Regions from separate parts of the Mus musculus genome. Here region 2 is linked to region 1. The links are chromatin loops, found by intact Hi-C in ENCODE. Cell type or tissue: left cerebral cortex. All regions are shown on one strand. Links, peaks and the distances in the headings refer to the core of each region. The heading gives the core; the rest is flanking DNA.

The links. Peaks named below come from ENCODE experiments on the same cell type or tissue, not always from the same donor. Only the 100,000 strongest peaks of a DNase experiment are listed, where the experiment ranks them.
Region 2: it touches region 1 in a loop (7-fold over the local background); 9 of 42 quality-filtered maps call a loop at or near these places.

The regions. Positions count from the first base shown.
Region 1 is chr15:78,236,404-78,241,776 of GRCm38, reverse strand. No RefSeq gene overlaps it. Among named protein-coding and RNA genes, the nearest start is that of Ncf4, 5.7 kb to the left of the region's middle. In left cerebral cortex, for the core only: a CTCF peak has its summit at 2,097 (motif pointing right); DNase peaks (open chromatin) are centred at 234 and 2,085.
Region 2 is chr15:77,980,140-77,985,512 of GRCm38, reverse strand. No RefSeq gene overlaps it. Among named protein-coding and RNA genes, the nearest start is that of Eif3d, 12 kb to the right of the region's middle. In left cerebral cortex, for the core only: a CTCF peak has its summit at 3,152 (motif pointing left); DNase peaks (open chromatin) are centred at 3,118, 3,395, 4,464, 4,533 and 1 more place; H3K27ac peaks cover 1,723 bases.

The sequences.
Region 1 (5,373 bases), core at 187-5,186:
ACCCCTGCAGGATTATCCTGTCTGTGTTCCTGACTCAGCCTGGGAGCCACCTGGGCAGCAGGGGCCAAGGGTGTCCTAGAAGGGACCTGGAGTCCACGCTGGGCCAAGCCTGCCCTTTCTCCCTCTGTCTTCCGTCCCTGCTTGCGGTTCTGCTGAATGTGGTTATTTCTCTGGCTCCTTTTACAGAGAATGCTGCTGCTAATTTTATGTGGAGCTCTGAGGCAGTGTAATTGGAAGCCAGACACCCTGTCAGCAGTGGGCTCCCGTCCTGAGCTGCCATGCTTCCTGCTCTCCTCCCGTCCCGGCTCCTCATTTCATGCAGCCACCTGTCCCAGGGAGAGAGGAGTCACCCAGGCCCCTCAGTCCGCCCCTTAAATAAGAAAGCCTCCGTTGCTCGGCACACATACCAAGCAGCCGCTGGTGCAATCTTCCCGACTCCAGCTGACTCCCCACTTCACCTTCGGCGTGGGCCAGCCTGGGCTACACGGCAAGCCCTGTCTCAAACAGACAGATAGCCATCGAAGCTCAAAGGCCACATGGAGACTGGCATGTTTCATTTACAGAAGAAAGTTCTCAACCCCTGACTTCTGTCAGGCTTCTTCCACATCTCCCCAATGCTAGCCGCTTAGTGACCAGGTTAGAGACTTGAAATTAGCAAGTCAGAGGGAGGAATGAATTGCTAGAGGGAGTTAAAGGTAGATAGGATTTAAACAAAAGACTAACAATAACCAAGAAACTACAGCATAAAAAAAGAAACACCACACACTCAAACCAGGTGTCAAGGGCCATTCGGAAAGGGATAGCTCCAGGGGATCCAGGTTTTTGGGTACCCCCAGAGCAAGACTGAGCATGCTCAGAAAATAGCTGAGAGGAGAGAGAGAGAGAGAGAGAGAGAGAGAGAGAGAGAGAGAGAGAGAGAGAGAGAGAGAATGGGCAGGGCACAAAACATCCAGCACTGTTCAAGCCCTCCTTGTGTGGGCATAGGAACCATGAAAATGCAGACAGCCCCATTTAGGGGACAAGGCAGAGAGCTGTCAGCAGTCAGGGCTAGGAGCCCAAACAGCAGGACCTGAGAGGACCCTGGGACCCCTTGCGACGCTGGCTGTTCTGCCATCTGCAGCAGCTGCTTCCTTGGGAACAGAAGGAAAATCCCTGATTAGAGAGAGCAAGAGTCCCGGGGTTCCCTCATGCACCAAGTTCTCCTGTCCTGACCCACATGTGTCTCCCTTCATAATTTATGAGGGGAGTTTCACTGGACGCCTCCCTGAGCCATAAATAGCCATCGCTGGCCGATCCCAGGCAGAGCCGAGTACCCAGAGGCTGGGGGGAGGCTGAAAAGGCAAATCCCATGAAGGTAAGGCCCCACCCTCCCGGAGGCAGAGCTGGTGTGAGGTCACAAGCATCACATGCCCCGGCACTGCCGCCTTCTTGGCCACGAGTTTGTGCATCCAGTTTCCTAAATTGAGATAATATTTGTCTCTCAGAAGTATGTTAGCTATCTTGGGCCCTCAAGATGGCTCGGTGACTAAAGGTGTTTGTAGCCAAGCCTGCCCACTTGAGTTTGATCTCTAGGTCTCACATGATGGAAGGAGAGAATTGATTCCTAAATGTTGTCCTCTGAACGCCACGTGCATCCTGTTGGCACGTGCAAACCTACACACACACACACACACACACACACACACACACACACACACACACACAAAAACAATAAAAAAATGTAAAAAGCAGTCATCTAGTCAACAGGGTAATGAGCATCTACTGCACAGACGGCTCCAAACACACCTTGTAGCACTTGTGTTGATGAAGGAAATGAAAGCTTAGTCCAATATCAGGTACATAATAGGTGGAGAGGGAATTATAGATGTTAACATTATTCATGATAATTTCCTTAGTATGACTTGACCCCTCCTTTCTCTCTCTCCCCAGCACATCTGCCTCCCATTTGCCTTGCTCCTGTCTATGATACAATTTATCATATTGAAATCCCCTCACCTCCATATTTAGTCTCGTCTAGAACAGCTCCCCATTTGTTGCATTTTTATGTCAATGAACACCAGGGGGCACTATGACTCTAGTCGGGCTTCCTTTCTGCGGCGCCACCTAGAGGAGGACTTAAGCATCAGCCCCCTGGATTGTAAGTTAAGGTCTGAGCTCTTCTTGGATGTCCACGGACCATAAGTATGAAATTGCATGGGTGCGCACTGAGAAGAGTTTGTGCTACCACACGGCCCATGAACTGTGGGGGAGGAGCTGTGCGGCAGCCCGTAGGAGAGAGCCCTGGGCCAGCTTGAAATGGGGCGGCTTTGATTACTCTTCCTTCACCCCCACACTGAGGTTCATAGATAGGGTGGATCAGGGTCTCTTGCCTGCTCTGGAGATGTGAAGACTGAGGCGCTACGAGGTTAGGAGGCTAAAATAACTCAGTGAGTGGCGGAGAGAGGTGTAGAGCTCCACTCTGGCTGACTCCAGAACTCATGCTGTTGTTAACTGTGCCATATGCCATTCAATCAATCAATCAATCAATCAATCATCCGCGACACAAGCGTTCATATGCTCCACTCTGAAGCAGGTAACAGTAGACGAAGACAAACTCAGTACATTGCTGTCAAGCCTCTCAGAACGCTGTTAAGGTACACTAATGAACCCTGTGTACAGCACGCCTGGACAGATGCATGCACACATTCACATATGCTTAGTTATGCATACAAACATGCCCCCTCATACAGCCATACACACCCATGCACTGGAGCTATTGTCTTACACACACATGCCACACACAGTCTTTGCTATAATGAAGGAGAGACTGGGAAACCCACCTTTAGTATCTAGTTTCTCTGATTTCCAGTGCAGTGCCATGCACAGGGGTGTGGAGGGCAGCCTTGCTGTTTCAAAGGGAGTCAGGAAAAGACAAGGAGTCAAAAAAAACAAAACCCAAAACCCTAGATAGGCTCTGGCTCTGTAAGCTGTCACCTTCTGGCACTGAGCTGACCCTTCAGGAGTCCAGGGATACCCCCATTTGGGCCTGGCTCCAGGTTGTCCTCAGGAGATGGCTGCTCCCAGGCACTACATCTCGCTGGCTCTGAGACTGGGCTCCTGCCCTGCAGAGTCTGGGAACAATTGCCCCAAAGGTCCTTGGTTGGTGGTAAAAACTATTTCCTCTCAAAACCTGGCTCCTGTTCTCTGGTTTTCTTGTCTATAAAGGGCACTTAGCTAGACCCTCATATAACTGAGGGCTTCATAAATATTTGAGGAGAGAATGGAGAAAAATATATATATATATATATATCGCTAACATCGGCACAATTTGAACGTGTTACACACTTTGCCTGAGTTCTTGACTAGTGTGGCAGAGACTGCCTGCCCTGGTATACTCCACTCTTCTCATCTCCTTTACTTAAAAAGCCTGGGGGTAGCAAGGCGACTCGTGGCCACTCAGCTAAAAGTAATGTTGTGGTTTGATATAATGCTCGTATTATGTGAATTGGGTCCTCAAAATTGTAGGAGAAGCCACTTGTCCACACGTTAAGATGCTGAGGATCCCTGCCCCCATTTGGTTTTGATTGGTAACTAAAGTAGCAGGCAGCCAATGGCTGGGCAGGAAGACAGAGGGGGACTTTTAGAATTCCTGGACAAGGAACCGAGGGAGGAGGAAGGATAGCTGCCATGCTGGGAAGGAAGAAGGAGACACTAGGCCTAAGCAGTGCAGAAGAGAGAGCATAGCCACCATGCAAAAGTGGCCTAGGAGGGCTGCAGGTCAGGGTCTGGGGCAGCCAAGATGGAATAGGTTTTAGTAAGGGATGAGTTGAGATTGTCAAAAAAGTCCATCAGCCACTTGGAGGTTAGAAAAGTGGCCCAACCATTGTTTAAGGCATATTATATTTTAAGGCGCCCTGTGTGTGTGTGTCTTTCATTTGAGAACCCAGAACATTGGGGAGGGTAGCAAGGAATGCACTGATTTGAGTAGCTTATATGGGTTCTGCAACAGTAATATTTCCCAGTTGAGTTAGTCTGTTATCCCCCTACTGGAACGAAATACCAGAGACTGGTGAGTTGGTAAAGAAACGTAGCTTTTTTTTAACTTATGGTTTGGGAAGCTGAAAATCCAAATAGCATTATGCTGGCTCTATTGAGGCACTCCCTGGCTGCATCACACCAGCGGAGGATGTCACAGGGTACATGTGACAAGATGCTCACACGGAGAGACAGGAAGCAAGAGCTGGACTTAGGGATCAGGATCCACTTAAAAGAACACCTGAAAGCCATCTTGGGGTGGGTCCCATTAGAACCATCTTAATTCCTTCCTAGGGTGGGGCCCTCAGAGAAATAAGGATCACCCACTAGAACCTAGCATCTTCTTCTTTCTCTGTATAGCCCTGGCTATCCTGGAACTCACTGTGTAGACTAGGCTGGCCTCGAACTCAGAAATCCGCCTGCCTCTGCCTCCCAAGTGCTGGGATTAAAGGCGTGCGCCACCACCGCCTGGCTAGAACCTAGCTCTTAAACTGTGGGCCACAACCCTATGTGAATACCCCACCCTCTGCATGCGGTCACATAACTGTGGAAACCACACACAAACAATATCCTCATTAAAAAGTTTCTGACCCACACTCAACCAAAAATTACCTCGAAATCAAAAGCGTAATGGCCCTGGTGTTTCTGGCAATTTTATCGTGTGACATCACTGAAGCAGCAGTTCTGAACGCATGTGCACTTTGCCAAGGTTGTGACATCACATTTCACCATGCTGACGAGCGAGCATTGCCTGAAACACGTGGACTTGGACTCCAGGCGATGATACACTATGAGATGCATAAGCGGTTTTCTTCTCTCATGGAAACATAATAGAAAACTGTAACATTTCTTTCCATCATTTCTCAATACATAAGCATCAGACTGGGGTATCTCTGCATTAGTTTAGTCCTTGGTGAATTTAAAATTACACACACACACACACACACACACACACACACACACACACATCAAAGAACTGTTTGAAAATAAAATTTATTGTCAGTAAATATTTGATTGGTATACCTGTTTATGCATCTATATACCCAGGTCCTGTGTTAGAATGTTTGATTGTTAAAAGTTGCTGCCTCAAGTTTTGTTGTTCTAAAGTATCATTTGATGAATTTTAGCCAGGAGTTAGCACAGAGTCTCCAACTAGTTTTTGAAATGGTTCTGAGCACACTGTGGAAATCACATACAAAAAAATGTCCCCATTTAAAAAAAAAGCTGTTGATGGTTATAATTCAAAATATCAACTCGAAAAACCATTGAAGACTTTCGATGTCCTGCAGGACTATCTATTTAACCAAGATTTAATTACTTATTAAAAATAACAAGAATTTCCTGAGTAGCACTGATATG
Region 2 (5,373 bases), core at 311-5,310, 260 kb after region 1:
TGCCCACTGGCCCCTGCTCAGCACATGGCAAAGCCACGAATCTTAAGAATTCAAGACAAGCAAAATGAATTAGTTGAACTATACTGTGTTGAGTCTAATGAAACAATGCTGAATTGCAGGATGGATGGATAGATGGATAGATAGATAGATAGATAGATAGATAGATAGATAGATAGATAGATGAGTTGATGGATAGATAGGTGGATGGATGGATGGATGGATGGATGGATGGATGGATGGATGGATGGATAGGAAGATGGATGGATGGATGGATGGATGGATGGATGGATGGATGGATGGATGGATAGGAAGATGGATGGACGGATGGATGGATGGATAGGAAGATGGATGGATAGGTGACTTGATAGATAAGTGAGTTGATAGGTGGATGGGTGGGTGGATAGATAGGTGGGAGGATGGATAGATGGATGGATAGAGAAAACAAGGTGGACTGTGAGAGCAACAGATGGATACACAGATGTCTGGAAACAGATTTGGTGGCCACACTTGGTATGGAATTTGGTGACTGCAGGTACAGAGGCAAGACTGACTGGGGCATTTGGGAACCAGGGCTCATGGCTGGGAGAAGCAGGATCAGGTACTCAAGTTCCCGCTGGAGAAAGGTGGCAGAGGGCTTCCAAGTTGTGTGTGCAGTGGGAAGCTGAGAGAGGAGAGGAGTTAACAGCGGGATGTCTCCCCAGCCAGCTGTGCCCAGGGAGACACTGACAGATGACAGCGTGCCTTCGCCCTAATAGCACTGCGGCGTCCTCCTCCCGCTGCTCCAGTCAGCTCCAACCCCAGTGGATCAATACCAAGAGCCAGCGGATGCAGAAGGGAAGGACCTGGGGGATGAGCTTGTTGCCTGGAAATGGTGTTCCTTTGGACCAGAGCTGCTGTGCCATTTGCCTTGTGGTGCCATCATGGGTCCCAGCAAGGACCTCCTCTCCAAAAGTTTGCTGGATGAAGGAGCTGAGCTCCCGGACAGTGCAAAGACCCAGGCTGTCTCTACAGCATCTCAGTCCTAGGAGAAACTCGCATTGCACACACCCCCACACACCAGCAGTCAGAGCTGCTGGATTAAGTCACCATTTGGACTTAATTCCATGTCTTTTGTTTGTCCTTGGGCTTCTGTTTCCCAATCTCTTCACCTTCCCCTATTCCTAACCACACAATAACCGGGGCCTCACGTCTCTGTGATGATGCAGATAAGGGAACCCTCAGCCTCTGCGCTGCTATAATCCCCACGGACATCCCTTAAGGGGGGTCTCTGCGCCCCTCTTCTCATGGATGAGGAGCTAGGGCTCAGTGAGGTGGAATAATATGCTCAGCCTCACCCAGTGTCAGAGATGGCCTGAACTAGTGAGGGGACTGCAGGAGTATGCCATCACCCTCAGCTTGACCTGCTGTGGGGATGGCTTTTTGTGCATTAGGCCAGTACTCTACCCGCTGGGCTACAGCCCCAGGCCTCCTATGTCATCTTCTCAGCCTCAGATCTTTCCAGAAAGGATTCAACAGGTTACACCTCTAAGGGAAGCAAAGGAACTGGCACAAGGCCACTAGAGCATGGGGACTGCGTAGGTCAGGGTTCTTTCTCTGCAGCTGGCATCCTCCTCCTCCTCCTCCTCCTCCTCCTCCTCCTCCTCCTCCTCCTCCTCTGTCAGCAGATGGGTCTCCAAGCTAAAACACTCATGGATAAAAACCTGAGACTTACTGAAAACCAGACATCTATCTATCCATCATCTACCTATCTACCTATAAATTCATCTATCTATTATCTATCTAATCTCTATTCATCTATCTATCTATCTATCTATCTATCTATCTATCTATCTATCTATCTATCTATCTATTTCTCCTTTTCTCCTTCCTAACTCCACCAGAGCAAACTTTCAGAACTTTGGACAGCTTCCACCATCCAAGCCTCAGCTAGCCAATCTGCAAAGGGGAGGTGCGATCAGTACTGGCTTTCTGGCCCTCGGATGTCTGGTGGTCACACTTTGACTGCTCTTCCCTGGGCACATGCTTTCCCCTCTGCTGCCCCTAAGTACCTTTTTTTAACCTAGTGTCTTGTGAACTCGCCTAGCCCTTCCTCATGCAGCTTCCTCCTGCTCAAGGCACTTAGAGTAGCTTTTGAGCCGGGCAGTGGTGATGCATGTCTTTAATCCCAGCACTTGGAAGGCAGAGGCAGGCAGATTTCTGAGTTCAAGGCCAGCCTGGTCTACTGAGTGAGTTCCAGTTCTACACAGAGAAACCCTGTCTCAAAAAAAAAAAAAAAAAAAAAAAAAAAAGGAACAGCTTTTGAGCAGTTTGTCACCAAGCTGTACTCAGCTAACTTGCCCTTTATCCAGGAAGCTACAGGGCACTGGGCTGTGTTTATACCATTATATTCCTACTGTTTACCATGGAGCAGGCCCCTAAAGAATGCTAATTGCATGAATGAATGAATCATTCATTCATTAATTCCTGGTCACTCTACCACTAGCAGCCTTGGGGACCAGATTCTGGTGAGTCACCAATGCCCTATAAATGCCACGTGGAGAAGAGAATGACCCCCTCTTTGCAGTCAATTCCACCAGCTGTATCCCAGAGTCTGCTTCTCCCGGCCAGCACACCCAAAGAGCCTTCCAGGCCAGCCAAGGCAGCACTCACACGCTACACTGAAGCTCAGGAAGGCTGAGCACCTATCAGGGAGCCCGTATCTGCCCACCCCTACCACAAAGGTCCTCCAAAGCCTTTGACCATGAACTGGCCTAGGAGTGGGGCCAGACCTTGTCCTGTGTCCTGAGACATACATAGGAGAAGTGGAGAAGCAGTCTGCCAGGCGGATTCATTGGCTGAGCACCGTGTGCCCTCCACTCTGAGCTACCCTGTCTCCTCTGTGCCTCACTTTCCCCGTCAAAGAGCAATCACTGAAAAGAGCCTCATCTAACAGGCTTGGACTGCGTGGCAGATGGAACCAGCTAAGCAGGCGAGCTGACAACGCAGGAAGCCCTGTACCAATGCTAATGCTGTTGCTCATATTAAGATTATTTATATGTGTTAACACAGCAGTCATAAACGCCAGTGACTCACTTTTAAAGGGTATCCGATGCTCTGAATTACAGCCCTGGAGCTGGCTGTTTTCCTGAATTGAGCAGCAGCGCCATCCTGTGGCCACATTGTAGAATGCATGACCTTCTGATGGGCAGTCCTGAGGTACCCCGTGGAGGGGAAGCCAGTGACCCTGCAGAAAGCGCTGTTCATTCTCCATCTAAGACTTGAACGTGCCTTGTTGCTAGCACACGGTGTGACCTTGAGTGCCGTGACATTTAAATCTCGGGTTTTGTTGTTTTGGTTTTTTTTTTCTTTTTGAGACAGAGTCTATTGTAGCCCAAGTTGGACTACAGCTCATTTACATAATTATCATGAGCTTCTGATCGTCCTGCCTCCACTCCCACCACCCCCAAGTGCTGGAATTACAAATGGGCATCACTGCGCCTAGCCTCCCACTCTTACATCAAGCTCTACTGAAGGGGGACTTGATGGGAGTCTGACACACAGAAATGGATCACGCCTGTAGTCCTGACACCCAGGAGCCTGAGGCAGGAGGATGGATTCAAGTTCAAAGCTAGTGAGGGCTACGTGGTGAGATCCTATCTAGATACACAGACTGGAGAGTGGAGCATGGCTTCACTCCTCTTGTGCACAGCGTCTTGCTTCCCTCACATCCCCCAGTCCGGCCTTTGACCTTGACACCTTCTAAAAGAAGGGGGCCCTTGGTCTCTGCACCTACAGCTCTCCTCTCCTCACAGCCAAGCTCAGAGGATCAAACACACTTTCCAAGGTCCAAGCCTTAAAAAAAAAAAAAAAAAAAAAAAAAAAAAGGCCCTGTGTGCCCTAAGAGGGACCAGTCGGGCAAGTGTGGGGATGGGCCCTTTCAAGGCCTCTGTTAAACAGATGGCACCAAGTCTGCTGGAGAAGGTGGCTCTTTTCCAACTGTCATAGTGACCCTCAAATGTCTGTAGTGTCCACAGGCCACTTTGTCAGTGTTTGGCCCTTGTCCTGTCAAGCCATCAGACTCCCAAGTCCTGTTGGCACAGGAAGACACAGGTTCAAGGAGAGGAAATGGCTAATCAGAGGTCACACTGCCAGTGAGTAACGGGCACAAGCCTCGTGTCCAGGCCCCAGACCTTCCAACCTCTAAGAAACCCGGAGCCAGGGAGGCAGGGCCCTAGCTGCTCCAGTTCCAGCCTGCAGAAGGCTGGACAGCCACAAGCAAGCCATTGGCCTCAGCTCTCCGCACAGATGTCCCTGCCATCTCTGACTTTGTGTCCTTGGTCCCTCTCCTTGAGCCATAAAGAGGAGGGCATTGAGCCGTAGCTGCAGGTTTTGCAGAGCAGCAGCTGTGGCTCTTCTCCCTGGAGGAGCTTTTTCTGACCGCCCTGGCTGACTTACTGTCCCTCTCGTAGCACCCACGGCACAGCACTGCAATTTATCTGCCAATCCCCAGAGGACCTCGGGGAGAGCATACAGGAATATGAGAAAGTCAGGGACTGGAGTGATAGGGGGTGGTAGGGACTGCAGCACATTTGTAAGCCCCAGGCCAAGGGACAAGTCCTCTTCAGATATCAGGAATGACTGAGTAGTCTGGCCAGATTTTAAGGGAATCCCTACCAGGAGGTGGTGGTGCACACCTTTAATCCCAGATCTCAGAAAGCAGAGGAAGATGGATCTCTCAGAGACCAGGCCAACCTGGTCTCTGAGAATCTCTGGTCATAGTGAATTCTGGGACAGCCAGGGCTATCTCCAAAAACAAAGAGACAGAGAGACAGAGAGAGAATATACCAAAACCTGATTTATGTGTGAAATACAGAATTTAGATGTAAACTCAAAGTATACTTCATAGCTAGGAACATGGCTTAGCAGTAGAGCATTCGTCTGTCATGCACAAGATCCTGGGTTCAATCCCCGGTACCACAAGATAAACAAGTTTGTAAGATATAAAATGCATTTCACGAAGCACCTCTCAAGTCTCATATCCCTAGCATGAGCTACATCTCAGGGGCTTGAACTAAGTTGTTAGCTGTGGATGACCAGTGATTGCTTTTAGAATCTCTTTTCAAGATTGCGCCCTGGGCAAAGTTCTACCCAGGCTCCAGTCAACCCACTGACCTGGACTCGCTGTCTGAAGAAAAGTCACCATCCTCTGACAAGATGCTCACCCTCTCCCTGAGAGAGGAGCATTCCAATTTCTTGCGTTCTACAGACAAGGTTCTGAGGACCTTATAGTTTGCCCAAGGTCACGTGGTTACTGAAACCTGGGTCCAAACTCAGTCTGAGCCCCTCACACGTGTAAGAAGAAGATCCTCAAGTAAGGTCTTGCAGTCACTTGGC